Linked DNA regions of Homo sapiens: region 2 is linked to region 1. Evidence: read pairs that join two places in POLR2A ChIA-PET (ENCODE). Cell type or tissue: A673. All regions are shown on one strand. Each heading gives the region's core, and the rest is flanking DNA. Links, peaks and the distances in the headings are about the cores only. Region 1 overlaps FBN1 (fibrillin 1). Region 2 overlaps FBN1 (fibrillin 1).

Evidence for each region. ChIA-PET counts read pairs that join two places held together with the same protein. Peaks named below come from ENCODE experiments on the same cell type or tissue, not always from the same donor. Only the 100,000 strongest peaks of a DNase experiment are listed, where the experiment ranks them.
Region 2: POLR2A ChIA-PET joins it to region 1 with 5 read pairs; 3 of 35 experiments call an interaction of 5 or more read pairs at or near these places.

The regions. Positions count from the first base shown.
Region 1 is chr15:48,632,350-48,637,743 of GRCh38, reverse strand. All of the region lies in intron 2 of FBN1 (fibrillin 1), which reads left to right. Among named protein-coding and RNA genes, the nearest start is that of FBN1, 11 kb to the left of the region's middle. In A673, for the core only: no CTCF peak of the experiment used is centred there; no DNase peak of the experiment used is centred there.
Region 2 is chr15:48,470,763-48,476,156 of GRCh38, reverse strand. FBN1 (fibrillin 1) reads left to right here. Exons shown (of 66, transcript NM_000138.5): 33 at 1,507-1,629; 34 at 1,780-1,902; 35 at 3,481-3,606. Among named protein-coding and RNA genes, the nearest start is that of DUT-AS1, 140 kb to the right of the region's middle. RefSeq lists an enhancer at 2,589-3,788. In A673, for the core only: no CTCF peak of the experiment used is centred there; a DNase peak (open chromatin) is centred at 3,186; H3K27ac peaks cover 433 bases.

The DNA.
Region 1 (5,394 bases), core at 193-5,192:
GGAACATCTAGGAACTGGGTATGCGGCACATGTTCAATAGAATAGTTTTTGATAGTTGAACTCTGAGCAATTTTGATGAGCTGATTAACTGGGTATGGTTAATTATATAGACTAGAGCTTGGAGTAAGTATAGCTGAGAAATAAAGGAAAGATGAGTGAAAAATACATCAAGGGAAAGGGATATGAAGTGTCTGAGGTCTTAGGACATTGACTGCAGTTGGGCAGGGTTGGCACGGCATGGTTCCAAGTGACATGGTTTGTAGTGCAGTCTATGAAACGAGTGCCCTCTGGAGCTGTGCAGTTTGCAACCTTGAGCAATCTTGTGAGCCCGTACATAGGTGGCAATGTTGTTAGGGAAAGGAGAGGGACTAGTGGAAATATAAATGTCACTGATGTTGTGAAAGGCAAGGACGGGGAGCTAGTAAAGGATTCTAAGATAGGAACATGATCAGATCTTTGCCACTGGGTAGAGGTGTGAAGGGTAGATGATTAGAGAGAAGAGAGACTAAAGACAGGGAGATTTGGATTTAGGAGGCTAATATAGGAGTCACAGTGAGAGTCCACGATGGTCTGAGCAAATTCAGTGAAAGGGGTGAAGAAAGAAGAGACTCAGGTGGTTCCAGAGTTAATGCAGACAGTACTTGACTAGTTGGTTGTGAAAGACAAAGGCGAGGAGGACCTAGAATGCTCCCACCTCCATATATATTCAAACTTACCATACACGAAGTCATTGTAGCACCATAAAGAGAAAATAAAGGGAAACGAGATCAGGCCTAGGCCCTCTACTACCATGAAACAAAGTATTTTCATTTGTGAGTGTTTGAGTTATTTTATTGCTACGTAACAAATTGCCCCAGACTTCGTGGCTTAAAACAACAATTTTATTCTTTCTCATGATTCTGTGGCTCAGGAATTTAGACAGGACACAGTGGGGAATCTTGTCTCTGCGCCCCACAATGTCAGTTGGGCTGGAACAGGCAGTATGACTTCTTCACATATGCATCTGGTTCTGTGACCAGGCACTGGCGCCTGCAGCCCTGTTTACTTGGGTGTGGTTTATCTAAATGGACCCACTGAGGAGGGGAATAAAGGAAGCAAAGAGCCACTTGTCTGGCTCTGCTGGGGGCCTTCCAAGTTTTAAAGCTGTCTCTCATGCAGTCTCCTGCCTGAACCTGCCCCCGGGATGGAGCCATTGAATGTGTTTTTTTTCAAATGGGGAGACTGAGCCCCAGATGCAGCGACTAGGCCTTGCTCAGAGTGAGTGTCTGTTGGGGCTGGATCTTGAACAACAGCCTCCTGACCCTGGTCACATGTGTTAATCCCACATATTGACCGTAGGCTAACTCGAAGGGCTGGGGGCTGGCTGGCTGGGGTCACATGGACTCATATGTCCTCGACATTGCCTGGCTTCCTTGATTCTCCTTTATATAGTCTCAGGTTGTCCCCTTTCTATACGTGGCCTCTCTACATGGTCTTTAGAGCAGCATAGCCAGACTTTTTCCATGGCAGTTCAGGATCTCTCAAGAGCACAAAAGTGGGAACTACCAGACTTTCTTCAAACTTAGCCTGGAATCGCATGACCTGGAATTCCATCCAAGTCATAGGCCTCATCCAGATTGAAGGGCATGGACTATTAAGACCTACCTTTGGATGTGAGGAGCATCATGTGTCTGCTGGGAGGGGAGAAAGTGGAGCCATCTTTGGAGACCAGCTACCACTGTGAGGCAATAGATCTTTGAGAAGGCTAATCAGATACTTTAAGTTTTAATTCTAACTTGATCAAGTTCAGTTGGCTTAGTTCTCTACTGAGGATGCCTCATTGTATTTTGCTGCTGTAACTTCAGAATGAAAAAGCTCCATAAATATTGTGTTTGCATGTTCTGTTAGATTCATGTTAGGGCATTGATCTTAGTTTGTCCACAGTTCTGCATTTAAAGAACTCACAACTGTCAGGAATAAAATGAAAGTTCCTAATGAAGCAGTATGTTTTGTTTTATTCAAATATGAGAATTTCAAAACATCTAACCATTTTCCATTTGCTTTTAAGAAAATCAGCTTTTAAGATTATACATGAAATAAATTTAATGGGCAATCACTCTAATTTATTAACTTTGGTATGTTTTAACTTTCTTCTGTATGGAATTTTATTTTCAATTTCTATTTATAGCCTCAAATGTATGTATCTGTTGGTGTAATCCACCTCAATTTTTTAAATTAGGGGTTATACTAATAAGTAAAAATAGGTTGCAGTTGCTAATAGAATTGGTGTTGTAATGAGCTGAACTGTACTATTTTTCTTATAAATGGAGTAGCCACATTATCAATAGAATAAAATTGGATTAGGAATATAGTCAAGTTTGCATTGTGGGTGTCTTATACTATATCAAATCCTAGATTTAAATTTCTTGTGACTACCACTTTTTCAACTTAAGTGACTTTTTTTTGGTTGAAGTTATCACTGACTCTATTTATTCAGCTCCCTCAGAGCGGAAGAGAGAAAGCAAAAATCCCTATCTCCACCATTCCCAGCCGGAGATGTATTCCAGACAGCAAGCAGGCTCAGAGTGGGAGAACTGCTCCATTAAACAAGTGGTTTAGTTCAACATTTTGAAGGATTATGAATTCCTAGACCATCAGTCATACTTACATTCAAATATAAGTATCCAAACACATCTAAGTCCAAATATAGTACAACCATTTTATGATGTTGGTGTTGGGAGACAGGATTTATGTCTGCCCTAAAGACACATTGTCTGCTGTCAAGTTTCATGGTTTTGAACTGAAGTATGGTAATATCTTTATTAATAAAGACAATGTATTCCAGAGGCAGGGTTTCATTTTGTGTGTGTGTGTGTGTGTGTGTGTGTGTGTGTGTGTGTGTGTGTGGTTTTTTTTTTTTTTTTTTGGTTTCTTCTTCTTCCTTTTCCGGTTCTGTTTCTCCTTCTTTGTTGCCATCTTTTCCTTTTCTTCTTTTTCTTCATCATCATTGTTTCATCTTCTTTTTGTAAGTAATTTCATAAGCTGTGCTGCAAATAAAATAGGGAGGATAGGAATATCAAATGAGAGTTAAAACCTTAAGAAAAGTAAACAAGGTCTAAGTAAAATACAAAATTTTTACCTGGGAACATTGGGGTGTTCAAAAAGCAAAACAGGGTTAAGGTTTTTGTTAGGGGAAGGAAGGAGAAAGCCTGAGGGAAGCAGGAGGAGAGAGCTGGGAGAAGGTTCTGGAGTGAAAGTCTTGCCAGCCAGTGGACCTAGGCTGGACAGAGCAGATGCTGGGTTTTGAAAGAGATTGATGACAACCCCTTCACTCCCGGCAGCATTGGGACCAGGCGACCTGTGGCCTTAATCAGCCTCTTTTAGGGGACAGAGAGCTTATGGAGGAGAGTCAGGACATAAAAGAAAGACACTTGGATGCCAGAAAAGATTCGTATGAAAACATTTAGAGGAATGCAGTGGAAAAGCAGGTTAATCCATTGTCTGGTATGCACCTGTGTATATGGTACTATGTAAAGTTTGATGCATCCTGCTTCTTGTAACTAATGGTTTATTGTGTATCATTTCCCCTGTTCATTCAGTGCTAATTTGTAAGATTGTGTAATCAGACCCTAATAGGTTTGGGCCTTTGATGAATAACTTTTAAAGGACCTTCTTATTTTTAAATGCTTTTATTTTTGCCATTGAAATTATGGCTTATATCTTCTTCCATAGCCAGACCATCCATCTTTAGAAAAATTCATATTATAAATTAGTTATAGTAGGACAGATTTTAGAAATGTATAAATACTGAAACTGAGGCCCAGAGAAGGTCCAGGAACAAGTGCTCAAGGTGCTTATTTTCCTCTCCGGTTCGTAGGTGTGGAAGCTGAGTCACGTGGTAGCGAGAGCTGACCTAAGAGGCGCGTTGTTGGGTAATAGATTGGGCCTCTTTGTGTTCACACCCTCAAGAGGTGGACTGGTATCTGCAAGTTCTCTGCTATACTTGAAATAACCAAACCTTATCAATCCTGTGGGCATGGGTGTTTTCTTTCTCTCATTTATTTGATCTTAGGCAGTGTGATTACTCTCTCAGCGGTCAGCCCTGAAGGGGTGATACTGTAGCAGAGTTTTAGATCCTCAGTACTACCCTGCTCTCAGTGGGAACCTCCACATTAGAAAGGATTGGGTGGGATGGGACTTTTTGAGGGAGGTAGTTGTCAATGAGGGTATCAGTCAGGTGGTTGGAAAAAGAGAAATAGTCTTCTCCGGGAATCGGAAGCATGACTCCTCCCCGCAACCCTCCACCACACACATACTCACACTTCTAATTGGCAGTCAAAGAGTCAAATGACCTGGGATCAACTAAGGCAGTTCTGGGTCTGTGATTAAGCTTGGTTTCTTGTTGTGTAACTTGCTGGCTCAGTTATCCAAACTATACATTAAGAGTTTATGTAATAAACATGCTAAAGAAAGAAAAAAATTCTTAAATTCTTGTGTTTTCCTCCATATCATCTCACCTAGTAATACTGTAAAACATCTGCCTACTCCAAGTGACAACTATGTTATGAGCATTAGCTGCGTTTGAATAGGACCCAATGCTTCATTTTCAGAATGAACACCCTGTCTTGGGCTTGTTGATATTATTATCTTTTTTTCCAATGATTCTAGGCAGAACTGCCATTTGGAATATCTTTCTCTCCCTTTCTGATGGGGTTAATGTCTGAGGAGATGTAGGCAAATGCTTTTCAGTGAAGGACTTGATGTGCAGCCTTTAAGTAGACAAATAGTTTTTTAATCTTTCATGGACTGCTGGTGCTTCACACCCCAGAGTTGAGGCCACTGACCTCAAGTTTGCAAATTTTATATCCCATTACCACCCTGTGAGCTCTGTGCTCCCCAGGGTCACATAGTCGGTGTTTTAGCTGGAATCTGAGAAAGTGCCTGAACATTTCCTGAAGAGTTGGCTAGGAATGTTTGGCAGTTTGGTCATAAAAACCCAGAGCTAGTGGCTGGGGTATATGTTATAATTACCTCACACTATTTCCTATTTGAGCCTGGCTGTGGGTAGTGGGGTATACTGGTATTGATTGTGGGACCATATTTTAAAGGACCAAGGAGTCATTTTCAATGATCACTAATAACCTTTGGCCACACTTTCAGGGAGGTTTGGAAGTGTGGAAATAGACATGCTTTGGGTCAAACCCTGGCTCCACCACCTTCTAGGAGGAAACCTCAGACGAGTGATTTGACCTCTCTGGGCCTCAGTTTCTTCACTTGTAAATGCGATTAAATTACTCATCTTTCTGTGTTGTCCTAAGATTTAATGGGATGGTACATTTCAAGTTCTTAGTACTATGCCTGACATGTTTAGCTATGATGATGAGAATGATTATAATGCTGTTACAGATAAGGAAA
Region 2 (5,394 bases), core at 190-5,189, 160 kb after region 1:
CTTGAATTCCTGTGCCTACTTAGCACTGTTATCCCTGAATTGGCCTTCCTCCTCATTTCCTTGGAATGTGCCATGCTCAATTATTTAGCTGGTTAAAGCTCCCAGTCACAGTCTAAAGCTATGTGTCTCTCTTGACCTGCAGTAATAACTTGATAGGTCCATGTGGCTGCCAAGGTTACACTAAAATCCACCTATACAATGTGTCATGACTGAAAGGACATTCTTCCAGGCATGCTGCTTCATTTTTATGATCATTAGTGATATTATAAAGTTCTTTTGTAGGAGCAATCTGTTCTTATTTCATTTTGTGTTTGCTCTAGAAGTTATGAAGAAGCCAAAGATCCCAGGACCATTTCAGAGCTTCAGATGGAACACTTGGCAGATAGCATGTTTGCAAACACTTTCAAATCATTTAATTGGGCTTCATAAGTAAACAAAAAGGCAAACATGAATTACTTGCCCAGTTTCTTTTTCATGCCACTATTCAAGTGTTCACTGGAAATTCTTGCAGTGTTTTGTATGGCAAAATTGTTCTTCTTGACCTAAGATTGGTGTTAGATGTTGGTTTCCATATAGAGTACCATATTTATGAGTTCTTGTTCTTAGTTAATGACAAAGTTGATTATGAGGGTAACCCATTATAGAATGGGCTCGTTTTGGAAAATTTTCACTTAGTACTTTATGTTCTTTTCTGTAACATATTTATGTTAGAGAGTCTATCTTGGCTAAAGTTGACAATAGAATTTTGGAGAATAGAGCATTTTGGAAAATTTGGAGTCTTTTAGTAATGTGACCCTAATCTGGTATTCCTTATATTCTGACAAAATCCCCATTGGATTAACTTGAGTTTTACATGAAATATACAAGAAGGCTTGGCTCTCCAATGTGCTAGGACTCTAAGAAGCTAGGGAAAAGATGGCTTATATACTGTCTTAAGGAACATTTTCTGCAAATGCTTAAATTAGCAATACCTAAAGGAAAGCTTTTGTAGAAATAAAGCATAATTAAATAAGTGTTTTAAGTTTAAGAATAAAATATATTTTATATATAGAATATAATGCAAAAATTTTCTAATTTGCCAACAAGTTTGTATTTTTTGTCTATACAAGATATGAAAATAATGTGCATCATTACTCCATAGTTGACTTACTAAAAATACTAGCAAAAGAAAATATGTGACAAGGAGTATTAAAACCATAGAAAATTAAGCAACTCATTTTTTATGGTCTTCAGCTGTAAAAAGTCACTTTGCAGTGACTGGAAACTTACATTAAAATACGGAAAATAATTAGAGTTAACAATAGCTAGTACAATCATATTGTTATATCTTTATAATTTGAAATTTAAAGCTGTTTGATATATGTAGAGTTTATATATGGATGCAAAACCAGTCTATACTATACCATGGGAAGTTTGAAGGCAAGTCAACTTTTGAATATTACTTATTTTAAAAACCAAAAGACATTTGTGCTGAGCCTTTTTCTAAATCACTGCTCATTTTTCCAGACATCAATGAATGTGAAATTGGAGCACACAACTGTGGCAAACATGCTGTATGTACCAATACAGCAGGAAGCTTCAAATGTAGCTGCAGTCCCGGGTGGATTGGAGATGGCATTAAGTGCACTGGTGAGTAGGAAAGTAACAGAGGTTGCTTATCAAGGACTGCATAGATTACACATATGAAAATATTAATTATGTAAAGTTATTTTAATTTGTGTATTATTGGTTTTAAATACCACCCTTTCTGTTAATAATGATATAACCTTTTTCTATAAGATCTGGACGAATGTTCCAATGGAACCCATATGTGCAGCCAGCATGCAGACTGCAAGAATACCATGGGATCTTACCGCTGTCTGTGCAAGGAAGGATACACAGGTGATGGCTTCACTTGTACAGGTATGTTCACGCTGGAAACAACTGTGTCAACACTAGTCAGAGAAGCCAGGCATTCCACATTTCTCAGGCTAGCAATTCTTTTTTGAAGACTGGGTCAGTTAATAGAAAAGATTCATCATTTGGCACTAGAGCTCTGTGGGAAAAAAAAAATTGGAACCAGGTCAATTAGGGAGACCTCAAAAGCTTCTCGATAGGTAGATACGTAGGTAGATAGATAGATAGATAGATATTTAGGTGCCATTATCACATCATTTACAGTGATCTGTGCTCTAACATAAAATGATACCAAAAAAGTCATACCATTCTCCACCTCAAGTCAGCTAGGCCTTATAATAGTTACAATTGGCATATATATCATTATATGACTGTATATAATGATGTCATTAGTTTAAACAAATCATACTTCCTTTTATATGCCTAGCCTTTATTTATTATTATTTTTTTTTTGCCTATTTCTCACCAATGACTTCCTTTCTGTACCAACACAAGGATAAGCTTGCTGTAGGGAACTATGTAAGGAGAAGGGATTAGATGTTCTAGATTAGAAGAACAGTATGTATTTCTCTCCAACAGGCCATCATCATCATCATTATCGTCATCATCAACATTCCATATTGGTATAAGTAAAAATTTCAAACCTGCTATGGAATTCATTCACTTCCAGTTTTGCAATAATATATTAATGAAATTTTCTTTTTGGCTCTAATTAATAGCCATAGAATTAACATAAACTTCTATACACATGTAAACATACATGATTAGACTTGTCATTACATAAATTATACATATACTTACATGTGCATATATTTACAGACAGCACTTTTTATATCAGAGCTCTGGAGTTAAATAAAATAATAAGATCCATTAGCCATTAGGTCGCATAGCTGCTCCTATAACTTAAAACATTGATTTATCCTGAGCACTTTGTTCATAAAAAGTCATTTAAGCACAATAGAGGCTAAGGCTCATTAAGTGATTTACCTGGAATTTTTTTTTATTCCCTGAAAGTTTTATCTCAGATGAAATCATTTTTGCCTAACTTATTGATGTTTTGTCATCAAAAACCTCCCATCATTTTGAGAACATATTCAAATTCCATGTATTAGGCATGTGTGGTTTATGTGTTTGATATTTAAATGCCTGTGATTATTAAGAAAACTAGGTAGAGATTAAGCAGATGGAATTTTTCTTCTCCCTATGGTTGCCATTCTTTTGCACTTTTGGTGCCCATCTAAGCTAAGCCTGAAACTTGAGAAATAGACACAAACATGATGTGTCATTTCCTGTCATGGGTGTGCCCTCCATGCGGATGACCCTTCTTGAACAGGCCTTAGTTTGCATGATTCCTTCGGCTTATTCATTTTATATCATTCAGGGTAAATTATCATTCAGGATTCTGAATCAGCCACATGTAAATTTCATATTCAGTGTTAGCCTACCAAAGAGAAAAATAAATGACTTTAAATGTGTCAAATTGAAGTTATGCCAAAACATTGCTGCACTGGAAAGTTGATAGACCTGAGGAATTAGAAAGCCCCTAACCGAGGAAGAGTAACGTGTGTTTCTTTCTGGCTGTAGACCTTGATGAGTGCTCTGAGAACCTGAATCTCTGTGGCAATGGCCAGTGCCTCAATGCACCAGGAGGATACCGCTGTGAATGCGACATGGGCTTCGTGCCCAGTGCTGACGGGAAAGCCTGTGAAGGTAACTGATGGGGAAGCCACTGGGAGCCTTGCTGGGCTTGATGAGATTAGGTTATTTAAACATTCCTGATGCTTTTTTTTTTTTTTTTTTTTAAACTGAGGTGTGTTTTAGCTTCATTTCTAAGCTGGTCAGTTCAGTTTGTAGAGGGATTAGGTTTCCAGCTGACCATTTCTCTTGCTGCACAGAAAACCTCAGCTGACTGGCCACAAGCTGTACATCCAGCCTTGGCCGCATGGTCTGCAAGGGTGTATCCATTGGTCAATGAGGGTAACCAAGTGTGGTTAAATCAGTGCAACCCATTTATCCCTACGGAGGGGGATGCAACCTGTTAATCCCTACTGAGGGAGAAAAGAGCTGAAAGTGCAAGTTCCCTGATAATGTCCTGTTGTGGGATTATCACTAAATATGGAAACACAGGTTTTAATCTCCACTGTATTTGGTTTGTAGAAATAAAAGCAGAGCAAATAGTCTTGTCCATACGTAGAATGGTATGTCTCACATTTGCTCTAAATATCTAACATATATGAACATGGAACAGTTTTGCAAATCTGTTCAATAGGGGACCCTTGGGATACTGCCATATGGCATGGTATCGCTCAGCTTTAGGCTCTGTCATTCTGATAAGTGTTGGTCAGACACGAAGAGTCCTGGGAACCTGTTAGCTAAGGCTGGATCCCATTAGGGAACACAAGATTCTTCCCTTTACCCACATTTGTCAAATTTAAGCACATTCTCCTTCATTGAAAAGAAGATTTCAGTAGAAATAAACAAATGATAACGATTGTCAGTAGAAGTTTAAACAAGACCCTGATTAATGTATTAGTTAATAGTTGTTCCTTGTTAACAAGACGTGAACTCAAAATCAGTCATTAGCTATGACATGTATACTAATTCCCTCATGTATTTTTATGTGAATACTTTTCTTTGTTATGGAACCGTTGGGTGTTCTTTATACAGTTTATATTAAATATGCAGAGTTTGATATAAAACTCCTTGGAGTCAAGAAACCAGATTATGCTCTTGATCATGTGCCTAATACCTTGTTTACTTTTGTTACTCCAAATATCCAAGGAAAACAGGTACTGTGCCACCTCTGGTGACACAAATAGTCACAGTGAAAGTTTTGCTTCTCTTATTGCTATAAGAGAAGGTTTTGTTTGTTTGTTTGTTCTTAATATAAATCATGGCTGGTGGAGTGGTCATGGCTATTTAAAGCTAGTCTCAAGCCTGAAAATGTGACTGTGTGTCAACTGCACACGAAGAATGTTAACAGGAGGCAGAGACAGAGGCCTGGAAGAAGCGTGTGCGGTTTTCCAATCTCCGTCAACAAAGGCAAACACATGCCATAGGACTAGGGACACTGGAGATTATGCAACTAATTATGACAGTTCCCTGAAAGACATTGTGGCTTGTGAAATTTTAATTCACAACAAAAACAGTGACTACATAGATAGATTAAAAAAAAAAAACGAATTTAGCGTAAGGTGGCTTGCTTGCCTCTTACTTTACGAAAGTGATGTGGACCTACGTGGAACACTACAAATGAGATATGTATCTATAAAATGCTCAGCCCGCTGCTTGGCATGTAATAGAGACTGAGGAAAAGTAACCTCTCACCTACGAGACTTCACTGTGCATGGCAAATCATCTAAAAGTCTATAGGAGAAGTGCCCAGATTGGTGTTAGATACTCTGCATTTTCTTAGTATTTACATTAGTTGCCTAATTATATTTGGCAGGTTTTTTTTAGAAAAATATAAGTTAAGTTTTTTGCTTTTTTCTCCCTCCC